Regions from separate parts of the Homo sapiens genome. Here region 2 is linked to region 1. The links are chromatin contacts, found by Hi-C or POLR2A ChIA-PET in ENCODE. All regions are on one chromosome and are shown on one strand. Each heading gives the region's core, a stretch centred on a gene start or an enhancer-like site at or near the end of the contact. The rest is flanking DNA. Distances are from core to core; before and after follow the strand shown.

Region 1 (5,486 bases), core at 1,133-3,632:
CGCTCAGCTAATTTTTTGTATTTTTTTTTTAGTAGAGACGGGGTTTCACCATGTTGGCCAGGATGGTTTCGATCTCCTGACCTCCTGATCTGCCCTCCTTGGCCTCCCAAAGTGCTGGGATTACAGGCATGAGCCACCCCCCAGCCTCTTTTTTTTTTTTTTTTTTTTTTTTTTTTTTTTGAGACAGAGTTTCGCTCTTGTTACCCAGGCTGGAGTGCAATGGTGTGATCTTGGCTCACTGCAACCTCTGCCTCCCCGGTTCAAGCAATTCTCCTGCCTCAGCCTCCCGAGTAGCTGGGATTACAGGCATGCACCACCACGCCTGGCTAATTTTGTATTTTTAGTAGTGACGGGGTTTCTCCATGTTGGTCAGGTTGGTCTCGAACTTCTGACCTCAGGTGATCTGCCCACCTCGGCCTCCCAAAGTGCTGGGATTACAGGCGTGAACCACCGTGCCTGGCCCTTAAGTTTCCTTTTTTTTTTTTTTTTTTTTTTTTGAGACGGAGTCTCGCTCTGTCGCCCAGGCTGGAGTGCAGTGGCGCGATCTCGGCTCACTGCAAGCTCCGCCTCCCGGGTTCACGCCATTCTCCTGCCTCAGCCTCCCAAGTAGCTGGGACTACAGGCGCCCGCCACTACGCCCGGCTAATTTTTTGTATTTTTAGTAGAGACGGGGTTTCACCATTTTAGCCGGGATGGTCTCGATCTCCTGACCTCGTGATCCGCCCGCCTCAGCCTCCCAAAGTGCTGGGATTACAGGTGTGAGTGAGCCACCGCACCTGACATTTTTTTTAAAATGTAAATCTGTGTGGAAGTGTCTCAAAAATTAATATTGCCTCAGTGAATGAAATAATCAGAGACTTGTTTTGTCTGCCTTAACTGAGTATATATAAAAGTTGTTTTAAAATTTTGTATTTGACCGGGCGCGGTGGCTCACACCTGTAATCCCAGCACTTTGGTAGGCCGAGGTGGGCGGATCACGAGGTCAGGAGATCGAGACCATCCTGGCTAACACGGTGAAACCCCGTCTCTACTAAAAATACAAAAAATTAGCCGGGCGTGGTGGCAGGCACCCATAGTCCCAGCTACTCGGGAGGCTGAGGCAGGAGAATGGCGTGAACCCGGGAGGCAAGAAAAAAAAATTGTTGTTGACTGGCAAATTCTTTTTATTTATTTATTCTTTTTGAGATGGAGTCTCACTCTGTTGCCCAGGCTGGAATGCAGTGGTGTGATCTCGGCTCACTGCAACCTCCACCTGCTGGGTTCAAGCGATTCTCCTACCTCAGCCTCCTGAGTATCTGGGATTACAGGCCCATACCGCCACTCCCGGCTAATTTTTGTATTTTTTAGTAGAGGCGGGTTTTCACCATGTTGGCCAGGCTGGTCTCGAACTCCTGATCTTATATGATAACCTCGGCCTCCCAAAGTTCTGGGATTATGGGCGTGAGCCACTGCGCCCGGCCCTAAATGATTTCTCATGTGGCATAGTGAGTTCCTTCATCAGCTAGTTTCGGTTTCTTCCCATCTTCATGGGGTGAGCTGAGTCTTTTGCCTTCCCGTCTGCTCAATTGGGGGCAAGGGAGCACAGGGGGGTCTTTGGGCCTTCTATCTATGGGTGCCACAGAAGCGTTTGCAGGGGTCGGCCTTAAACTGGAAAGGAGGAAGGGACTGATCTCAGAAAAAGGGGGGATGACAGATGCCTTCTGAGTGTGGGGAGGACAACGATAGGAAACACTCTGGAAACGGGGAACAGCACCAGGCCCCTTCTCGGGAAGAAGAAACAACGCTGGGGAGCCTTGAGGAAGGGGGGACGGCTCTGGCTCTGGGGTCTCCTCAGGAGGGGATAATGGCATGGGGGTCCCCGCCAGAAAGAGGGGATGATGTCCGGGTTTCCCGCGGGAAGAAAGGACAATGCGGTGCTGGCCATCAGGACAGGGTAGTGACAGCAGGGTCCCCTCAAGAAGGGCGGATGACGCCAGGATCCCCCTCAGGAAGTGAGGACGACTCTGGGGTCACTCAGAAAAAAAGGGATGACGCCAAGTGTCCCCTTCTGGAACGGGCGACTGGTGTCAGGATATTCTCAGGAAAAGAAGGACGACGCTGGGGTCTGCCGAAGAGACTAGGAACGACGCTGGGGCCACTCTCAAGACGTTGTGAGGCCTGGATCCCCTCAACCGCTTCGGGGTCCGGGGCTCCCGCTATCGCTCTAGCGCCTTTGGCTCCGCACGCCTCACTTCGCTCAGCTCTCGGCTTCCACCAGCGAGGCGACCGCGCCTCTCATTGGCTGCCTTTTCAAGTGATGACAATTACACCAGCCAATCGTAGTCGGGAAAAAAACTCCCGCTCGTTCTCGCCTCGCCTCCCCCCTCGTTCTGCGAGTGCGCTGGGTCCCTATTCTGCTGTAGCCCGCCCCCCCGCCCCTTAGCCCTACTCTAGGGGGCGCTCACGGGCTCCGACTCCCAGCCCTACCTCCTTCCCTGCCTATGCCTGTGACCCTTTTTATAATAATAGTACTTACTTAATAGGGCTGTTGTGAGCATTTACCTCGATGATTTACGTAAAACAAACAGTGCTTGTCACATAACAACCTCTCGGTAAACCTAAGCTATTGTTATTTGGATTTTACAATGGGGGAAACTGAGGCATGGTTTCCCCCCTTGGCCAGTAACCTGCCCAGACTAACCCAGCCATTAACTTGGCTGAGTTGGAGCCAAAATCCAGGAAAGCTGAATCTAGAATCTGTGTGCTTATCCACCACGTTTTTGTGCCTCCCAGATAATAAATACCAGATGTTTTTCATTTCCCCTGATTATAAAATAACTTTCTGATTATAAAAGTAATATAGACTGGGTGCAGTGACTCACGCCTGTAATCCCAACACTGAGGCAGGAGGATCGCTTGAGCCCAGGAGTTTGAGACCAGCTTGGGCGACATAGTGAGAACCCATCTTTACAAAAAGTTTTTTTAAGTAGCTGGGGGCAGGGGCAGGTGCCTGTCAGCTATTTGGGAGGCTGAGGCAGGAGGATTGCTTGAGCCTGAGAGGTCGAGACTGCAGTCAGCTGTGATTGCACCACTACACTCCAGTCTGGGTGACAAATGAGACCCTGTCCCAATCAATCGATCATCAATGAATGTAATATATGCTCATTGCAAAATGTTCAGAAAATGTCAAAGACTACACAAGACACAGATCTTTCTTTTTTAAAAAATTATTTTAGTATTTATTGATCATTCTTGGGTGTTTCTCGGAGAGGGGGATTTGGCAGGGTCATAGGACAATAGTGGAGAGAAGGTTAGCAGATAAACATATGAACAAAGGTCTCTGGTTTTCCTAGGCAGAGGACCCTGCGGCCTTCCGCAGTGTTTGAAGACACAGATCTTTCTTAATCCCACCACTGGAGACACTGTGAATATCTGGATGGGTAACTGCCTTTTCTCTGCATGTTACTTTTCAGTAGGATCATATAATACAGAATATTTTGAAACCTGCTGTTCTGACTGTGAATATCTCTGGCCATTTCAATAAACATAGATCCACCTGATTTTTTTTTTTTTTTTTTTTTTTTGGAGACGGAGTCTTGCTCTGTTGCCCAGGCTGGAGTGCAGTGGCACAATCTCGGCTCACTGCAACCTCGGCCTCCTGGGTTCAAGCAGTTCTCCTGCTTCAGCCTCCCGGGTAGCTGGGACTATAGGCGCATACTGCCACGCCCGTCTAATTTTTTGTATTTTAGTAGAGACAGGGTTTCACTGTGTTGCCCAGGCTGGTCTCGAACTCCTGAGCTCAGGCAATCCACGAGCCTCGGTCTCCAAAAGTGCTAGGATTACAGGCGTAAGTCACTGCGCCCAGCCCACTTGATCATTTTTAATGGTTGCATATTATTCCATCATATAGGTGAAAAGTAATTTAATAACTCCTTAATAGTGGTCACCTGGATTATTAATAATTCTTCACTATTCTGACCAAGGAGAATAGAGACATTTTTTACTTTAGATATTTGAGCATTTGCATCTTTGCATCTTTTTTTTTTTTTTTTTTTTAGACAGTCTCACTCTGTCACCCAGGCTGGAGGGCAACGGCACGATCTCGGCTCACTGCACCCTCCACCTCATGGGTTCAAGCGATTCTCCCACCTCAGCCTCTGGAGTAGCTGGGATTACAGGCACCCACCATCATGCCTGGCTAATTTTGTTATTTTTGTGGAGATGAGGTTGGTTTCACCATGTTGGCCAGGCTGGTCTTGAACTCCTGACCTCAGGTGATCCTCCCACCTTGGCCTCCCAAAGTACTGGGATTACACGCATGAGCCACCGTGCCTGGCCAAGCAGTTGCATCTTTAAAAAAATATTTTTTGGCCAGGCACGGTGGCTCATGCCTGTAATTCCAGCACTTTGGGAGGTCGAGGCGGGTGGATCATGAGGTCAGCAGCTCGAGACCAGCCTGGCCAAGATGGTGAAACCCTGTTTCTACTAAAAATACAAAAATTAGTCGGGCGTCATGGCGCATCCCTGTAGTCCCAGCTACCTGGGAGGCTGAGGCAGGGGAATTGCTTGAACCCGGAAGGCAGAGGTTGCGGTGAGCTGAGATCGTGCCATTGCACTCCAGCCTGGGCGACAAGAGCGAAACTCCGTCTAAAAAAAAAAAAAAATTTTTGGCCGGGCACTGTGGCTAACGCCTGTAATCCCAGCACTTTAGGAGGCCAAGGCGGGCGGATCACCTGGGGTCAGGAGTTCAAGACCAGCCAGGACAACATGGTGAAACCCCATCTCTACTAAAAATAAAAAAATTAGCCGGGCGTGGTGGTGGGTGCCTGCAGTCCCAGCTACTTGGGAGGCTGAGGCAGGAGAATCGCTTGAACCCGGGAGGCCGAGGTTGCAGTGAGCCAAGATCACACCATTGCACTCCAGCCTGGGCAACAAGAGTGAAACATTGTCTCAAAAAAAAAATTTTTTTTAGAAACATGTCTCAGGTCTAGGTGCGATGGTTGACACCTGTAATCCCAGCACTTTGGGGGGGCGAGGCAGGAGGATCGCTTGAGTCCAGGAGTTTGAGAACAGCCTGGGCAACATGGCGAGACTCCATCTCTACAAAAGAGCAAAAAAAAAAAAAAAAAAAAATTTAGCCTGGCATGGTGGCAGATGCTTCTAATACCAGCTACTTGGGAGGCTGAGTTGGGAGGATCACCTGAGCCTAAGGAGGTTGAGTCTGCAATTAGCCACTGCAGCCTGGAGCCTGGATAACAGAGTGAGATCTTGTCTCGAAAGAAAGAAAAGAAAGAAGGAAGGAAGGAAGGAAGGAAAGAAGGAAGGAAGGAAGGAGAGAAAGAAAGAAAGAAAGAAAAAGAAAGAAAGAAAGAAAGAAAGAAAGAAAGAAAGAAAGAAAGAAAGAAAGAAAGACAGACAGACATGTCTCACTATGTCACCCAGGCTGGTTTTGAATTCCTAGGCTTAAATGATCCTCCCACCTCAGCCTCCAAAAGTGCTGAGATTCC
Region 2 (5,330 bases), core at 1,420-3,919, 180 kb before region 1:
AAAATTAGCTGGGCATTGGTGGCACGTGCCTGTAGTCCCAGCTACTCGGGAGGCTGAGGCAGGAGAATCGCTTGAACCCAGGAGGCGGAGGTTGCAGTGAGCCGAGATCACACCATTGCACTCCAGCCTGGGCAACAAGAGCGAAACTCCTTCTTAAAAAAAAAGAAAAAAAAAATTAGCCAGGTATGGTGGCACCTGCCGTTAATTTCAGCTACTCAGGAGGCTGAGGGAGGAGGATCACTTGAGCCCAGGAGATGGAGGCTGCAGTAAGCCAAGACTGTGCTACTGCACTCCAGCCTGGGCAAAAAAAGTGTGTGAGACCCTGACCCCCGCCACCCCAAAAAAGAACTGTAAATAAATATTAAATTCTAGTTAATAATATGTAGAGGGAAGACTTGCAACTTCCTGCTACTTAGTTTGAAATGCATCATCAAAATAAAGTGGCCAGGCGCAGTGGCTCACACCTGTAATACCAACACTTTGGGAGGCCAAAGGTGGGTGGATCACCTGAGGTCAGGAGTTCGAGACCAGCCTGACCAACATGGTGAAACCCTGTCTCTACTAAAAATACAAAAATTAGCTGGGCGTAGTGGAGTGCACCTGTAATCCCAGCTACCCAGGAGGCTAAGGCAGAAGAATCGTTGGAACCAGGGAGGCTGAGGCTGCAGTGAGCTGAGATCGCGCCATTGCACTCCAGCCTGGGCGACAGAGCAAGACTCTGTCTCAAAATATAAAAATAAAATAAAAAACAAAAATAAAATTTAAAAAAATATATACAAAAATATATATACATATATTTGGCCAGGCATAGTGGTTCACGCCTATAACCCCAACACTTTGGGAGGCTGAGACGCGAGGACTGCTTAAGCACAGGAGTTTGAGATGGCACTGAGCTATGACTGTACCACTGCACTCCAGCCTGGGCAACAAAAGTGTAACCCTGTCTCTGATCAATCAATAAAGTGAAAAGTGAAAAGAATTATAAGTGGATGGACAAATATGTGAAACACAAGCAGTTAAATGCCCACAGCAAAACCTAGGCTGTGCATACAGGTAGGTGTTCATTAAATTTTTTATTTTATTATTATTATATTTTGAAGTGCAGTTTAACTCTTGTTGCCCAGGCTGGAGTGCAACAGCACGATCTCGGTTCACTGCAACCTCTGCCTCCCAGGTTCAAGAGACTGTCCTGCCTCAGCCTCCCAAGTAGCTGGGATTACAGACATGCACCACCACACCTGGCTAATTTTTTTTTGTATTTTTAGTAGAGACGGGGTTTCATCACATTTGTCAGGCTGGTCTCGAACTCCTGACCTCAAGTGATCTGCCTGCCTCGGCCTCCCAAAGTGCTGGAATTACAAAGGCGTTGAGCCACTGCGCCCAGCTTAAATTTTTTATTATTATTATTTTTGAAACGGACTCTCACTGTGTTGCCCAGGCTGGAGCGGAGTGGCGCGATCTCGGCTCACTGCAACCTCCGCCTCCCAGGTTCAAGTGATTCTCCTGCCTCAGCTTCCCGGATAGCTGGGATTACAGGCACCTACCACCATGCCAGGCTAACTTTTGTATTTTTAGTAGAGACGGGGGTTTCAACATGTTGGCCAGGCTGGTCTCAAACTCCTGACCTCAAATGATCTGCCCACCTCGGCCTCCCAAAGTGCTGGGATTACAGGCAGTGAGCCACTGCCCCCGGCCTAAGTGTTCACTAAAATTGTATCACCCTTTTTTCTATGTTTGAACATTTTCAAAAGATGTTACTAAAATAAAACAGATTCAACACATTAAATTTATATATATCCATAACTCCATACAGATACTTTAAAAAAAACTAACTTCCCACATTAGAGGTGTTTACATCCAAACTTCATAGTCTGAAAATTGTTAAAAGACTAAAGTTCACCCCCAGTTGATACAGACAATCTATTAAAAAAAGCCATGTGACACATTAGAGAGTTAGAAGTAGAAAATCACCCCACTATCAGGCACAGTGGCACACACCTGTAATCCCAGCACTTTGGGAGGCTGAGGCTGGTGGATCATGAGGTCAGGAGATCGATAGCATCCTGGCTAACACGTTGAAACCCCTCTCTACTAAAAATACAAAAAAATTGGACGGGAGCAGTGGCTCACGCCTGTGATCCCAGCACTTTGGGAGGCTGAGGCGGGTGGATCACGAGGTCAGGGGTTCGAGACCAGCCTACCCACATGGTGAAACCCCACCTCTACCAAAAATACAAAAATTAGCTGGGCGTGGTGGCAGGCGTCTGTAATCCCAGCTACTCAGGAGGCTGAGGCAGGAGAATTGCTTGAACCCGGGAGGCGGAGGTTACAGTGAGCCGAGATCGCGCCACTGCACTCCAGCCCGGGCGACAGAGCGAGACTCCATCTCAAAAAAAATGCAAAAAAATTAGCCAGGCGTGGTGGCAGGTGCCTGTAGTCCCAGCTACTCAGGGAGGCTGAGGCAGGAGAATGGCGTGAACCCAAGAGGCGGAGCCTGCAGTAAGCCGAGATCGCGCCACTGCACTGCAGTCTGGATGACAGAGAGAGACTCCATCTCGAAAAAAAGCCACCCCATCAACCATTGAAGCACTGAAGAACAAGGTATCATTCGGTCAAAATATCGCCCCACCCAAAATGCCTCAGAGGACACACACACGCCCCCAACACACCTGTCTTCAGCAAATGCCCTACATGTGGCTTTCCATCTGCTTTCTTCACTGTTCAAAATGAGAAACGTGGGTGTGCCCTTGCTATAACGACTGCCTCACTTCATCTTCCTCTGCTCCCCAAGGCAGACCCTTGAAAAGACCCCTGAAGGGCCTCGCTGGCCTCCAGCTTGCTCTGACCACCACAACTGGCCAGCATGCAGTCCGTTACATGCCTGGGTCCTCCTCCCTTAGACCAGGCAACAGCAGCAATGCTTTCTGACTCAGGTGGACACAATGAATAAGGGCAGTAATTATCTGAACTAAAACAAATGTTTAAAAACTAGAGTTATCGCTCCTTTTCAGGGCAACAAATCCATTCCTCTCTATGAGCCCAAGACCAATTTGACATCCAAGCCAGCTTCTTGGAATTTGTCTCACTAACTGATCCAGCAGTCTTCAGGGTGAGCAGAAACTTCCCTTTCAAGAGGATATTTAGTGAGGCACACTGCTGGCAATAAGCCTACAGCACCCACCCACACGCAACACTCCGCTGCCCCTACTAATCTAACTTTAAACGAAAGCTGCGAAACGATGAACAATGCTGTTCTTGCAACCACATTTATTCAAACCTGGCACCAGCAAAGCCTATTCTTACAATTTTTATGATTCAATCCTGGGCACCAGCAACATGCAGCTTCTCTGAAAACAAACCCAAGGCAGGATCAAGTGGTAAATGAAGTATTGGGATTTTAAACATGACTTCTTGGTGGTTTGGGATGGTTTAACACACAGGGATTCATTTTTCTTTTGTTCCTGAATCCAGCCCACCCACAACATGCAGTTACAGAAGCTTCAACCACAAAACATTATGTTTGTGGTGCAATGGCCATCTTTCTGACCTCTCACTAATTACACTATGAGGTTCATGGCACTTGTTGGAAAAGAAACATGCCCAAGTTAGTTCAGCATGAGTGGATGAACAGATGTTTGTGGAATGGACAGGTACAGTGGCAACACCCTCACAGGTATGGCCCCACCTGTCTTCGGGGTATTTCATAAGTCTTACAGCCTTCCCAGCAACTCTAGGGAATGGTCCTGAAGTGGATATTCACTTGAGAGAGACCAAATTAGGCTCTGAAATTCAGAGACTCAACCCACCTCCTGGTTTCCTGACCTCTGGAGCTGGCCCATCCTGGGCTGTGAGCTGAAATGATACACTTGAGCTAGGAGTCTTGGTGACTCCTTGAACTTTGACAGAGTCACGCCATCAAGGGCACATTGAAAATTATTCTTAGAAAGCAACCGGCCGGGCACAGTGGCTCCCACCTGTAATCCCACCACTTTGGGAGGCTGAGGCGGGTGGATCACCTGAGGTTGGGAGTTCCAGACCGGCCTGACCAACTTGGAGAAACTCCATCTCTACTAAAAATACAAAATTAGCCCGGTGTGGTGGTGCATGCCTGTAATCCCAGCTCCTCGGGAGGCTGAGGCAGGAGAATCGCTTGAACCCGCGAGATGGAGGTTGCAGTGAGCCGAGATCGCGCCATTGCACTCCAGCCTGGGCAACAAGAGCAAAACTCCGTCTCAAAAAAAAAAAAAAAGCAAGCAACCGAGCGAGGCAATGCCAGTCTAAAATCTTGCTATCAATGCCATTCTGAAATATTTAAAAATGTGAAGTCCAGTGCAATGGTTCATAGTTCAGACTGCAACAGTATTATTATATCAAAGAGCTTTTTTTTTTTTTCTCTTTGAGACAGAGTCTTGCTCTGTCACCCAGGCTGGAGTGCAGTGGCGTGATCTCAGCTCAACTGCAACTTCCGCCTCGTGGGTTCAAGCAATTCTTCTGCCTCACTCTACTGAGTAACTGGGATTACAGCCACAGACCACCATTCCTGGCTAATTTTTGTATTTTTAGTACAGACGGGATTTCACCATGTTGGCCAGGATGGTCTCCAACTCCTGACCTCAAGTGATCCGCCAGCCTCGGCCTCCCAAAGTGCTGGGATTATAGGCGTGAACCACCGCGCCCAGCCAGAAATAAAGATTTTAGTAAATATTTTCAACTTAAAGGACTGTCCTTTATTTTATTCCTATAGTTTTGGTGATAAAGACAATCTTGCTAATTATGAAAAACGGAAATGGTGAATGATCACTAATTTAAAGATATTTTCCTTGACAAAATAAAAAGTTGGCAAATACAGCCGGGCATGGTGGCTCACACCTGTAATCCCAGCACTTTGGGAGGCCAGGGCAGGCAGATCACGAGGTCAGGAGTTCAAGATCAGCCTGGCCAACATGGCAAAACCCTATCTCCACTAAAAATGCAAAAATTAGCCGGGTGTGGGGGCGGGCGCCTGTAATCCCAGCTACTCAGGAAGCTGAGGCGGGAGAATCGCTTGAACCCAGGAGGCGGAGGCTGCAGTGAGCCGACAGCACACCACTGCACTCTAGCCTAGGCGACAGAGTGAGACTCCATCTCATAAAAAAAAGTTGGCAAATACAAGTTGTTCCTCAAATGTTTCTGGAGACCCGGGACTCCAGGCTCACTAGTGTTGTGGAGTGCCCACAGTCCTAGAGTCAGAAGCCTGGAATTTGCCCCTGGGCTCTCCAACCTGGCAGCTTTGGGACCTACAGCAAATCACTTACCTTTCTGGTGGTGGGTGAAAAATGAGGATGAAAATA

The links. Hi-C counts contacts between places; a loop is a spot of excess contacts on that map. ChIA-PET counts read pairs that join two places held with the same protein, here RNA polymerase II (POLR2A). Pooled maps may share reads with other maps.
Region 2: a map of mesothelial cell of epicardium shows a loop between it and region 1 (7-fold over the local background). The contact joins two enhancer-like sites. A Hi-C loop is called at or near these places in 3 of 168 maps with a recorded cell type or tissue (chondrocyte, heart right ventricle and mesothelial cell of epicardium), 1 of 37 single-sample maps with no recorded cell type and 6 of 50 pooled maps. POLR2A ChIA-PET finds 5 or more read pairs at or near these places in 9 of 52 experiments (AG04450, CD8-positive, alpha-beta T cell, HEK293 and 6 more).

What each region holds. Positions count from the first base shown.
Region 1 is chr19:10,475,972-10,481,457 of GRCh38, reverse strand. No RefSeq gene overlaps it. Among named protein-coding and RNA genes, the nearest start is that of KEAP1, 25 kb to the left of the region's middle. RefSeq lists an enhancer at 2,146-2,215. Within about 2 kb of position 2,382, at least 6 of the 41 ENCODE cell types and tissues checked have a DNase peak (open chromatin) inside an H3K27ac peak, as active enhancers do.
Region 2 is chr19:10,660,450-10,665,779 of GRCh38, reverse strand. The region is part of intron 1 of ILF3 (interleukin enhancer binding factor 3); the gene reads right to left. Among named protein-coding and RNA genes, the nearest start is that of ILF3, 8.8 kb to the right of the region's middle. Within about 2 kb of position 2,669, at least 2 of the 41 ENCODE cell types and tissues checked have a DNase peak (open chromatin) inside an H3K27ac peak, as active enhancers do.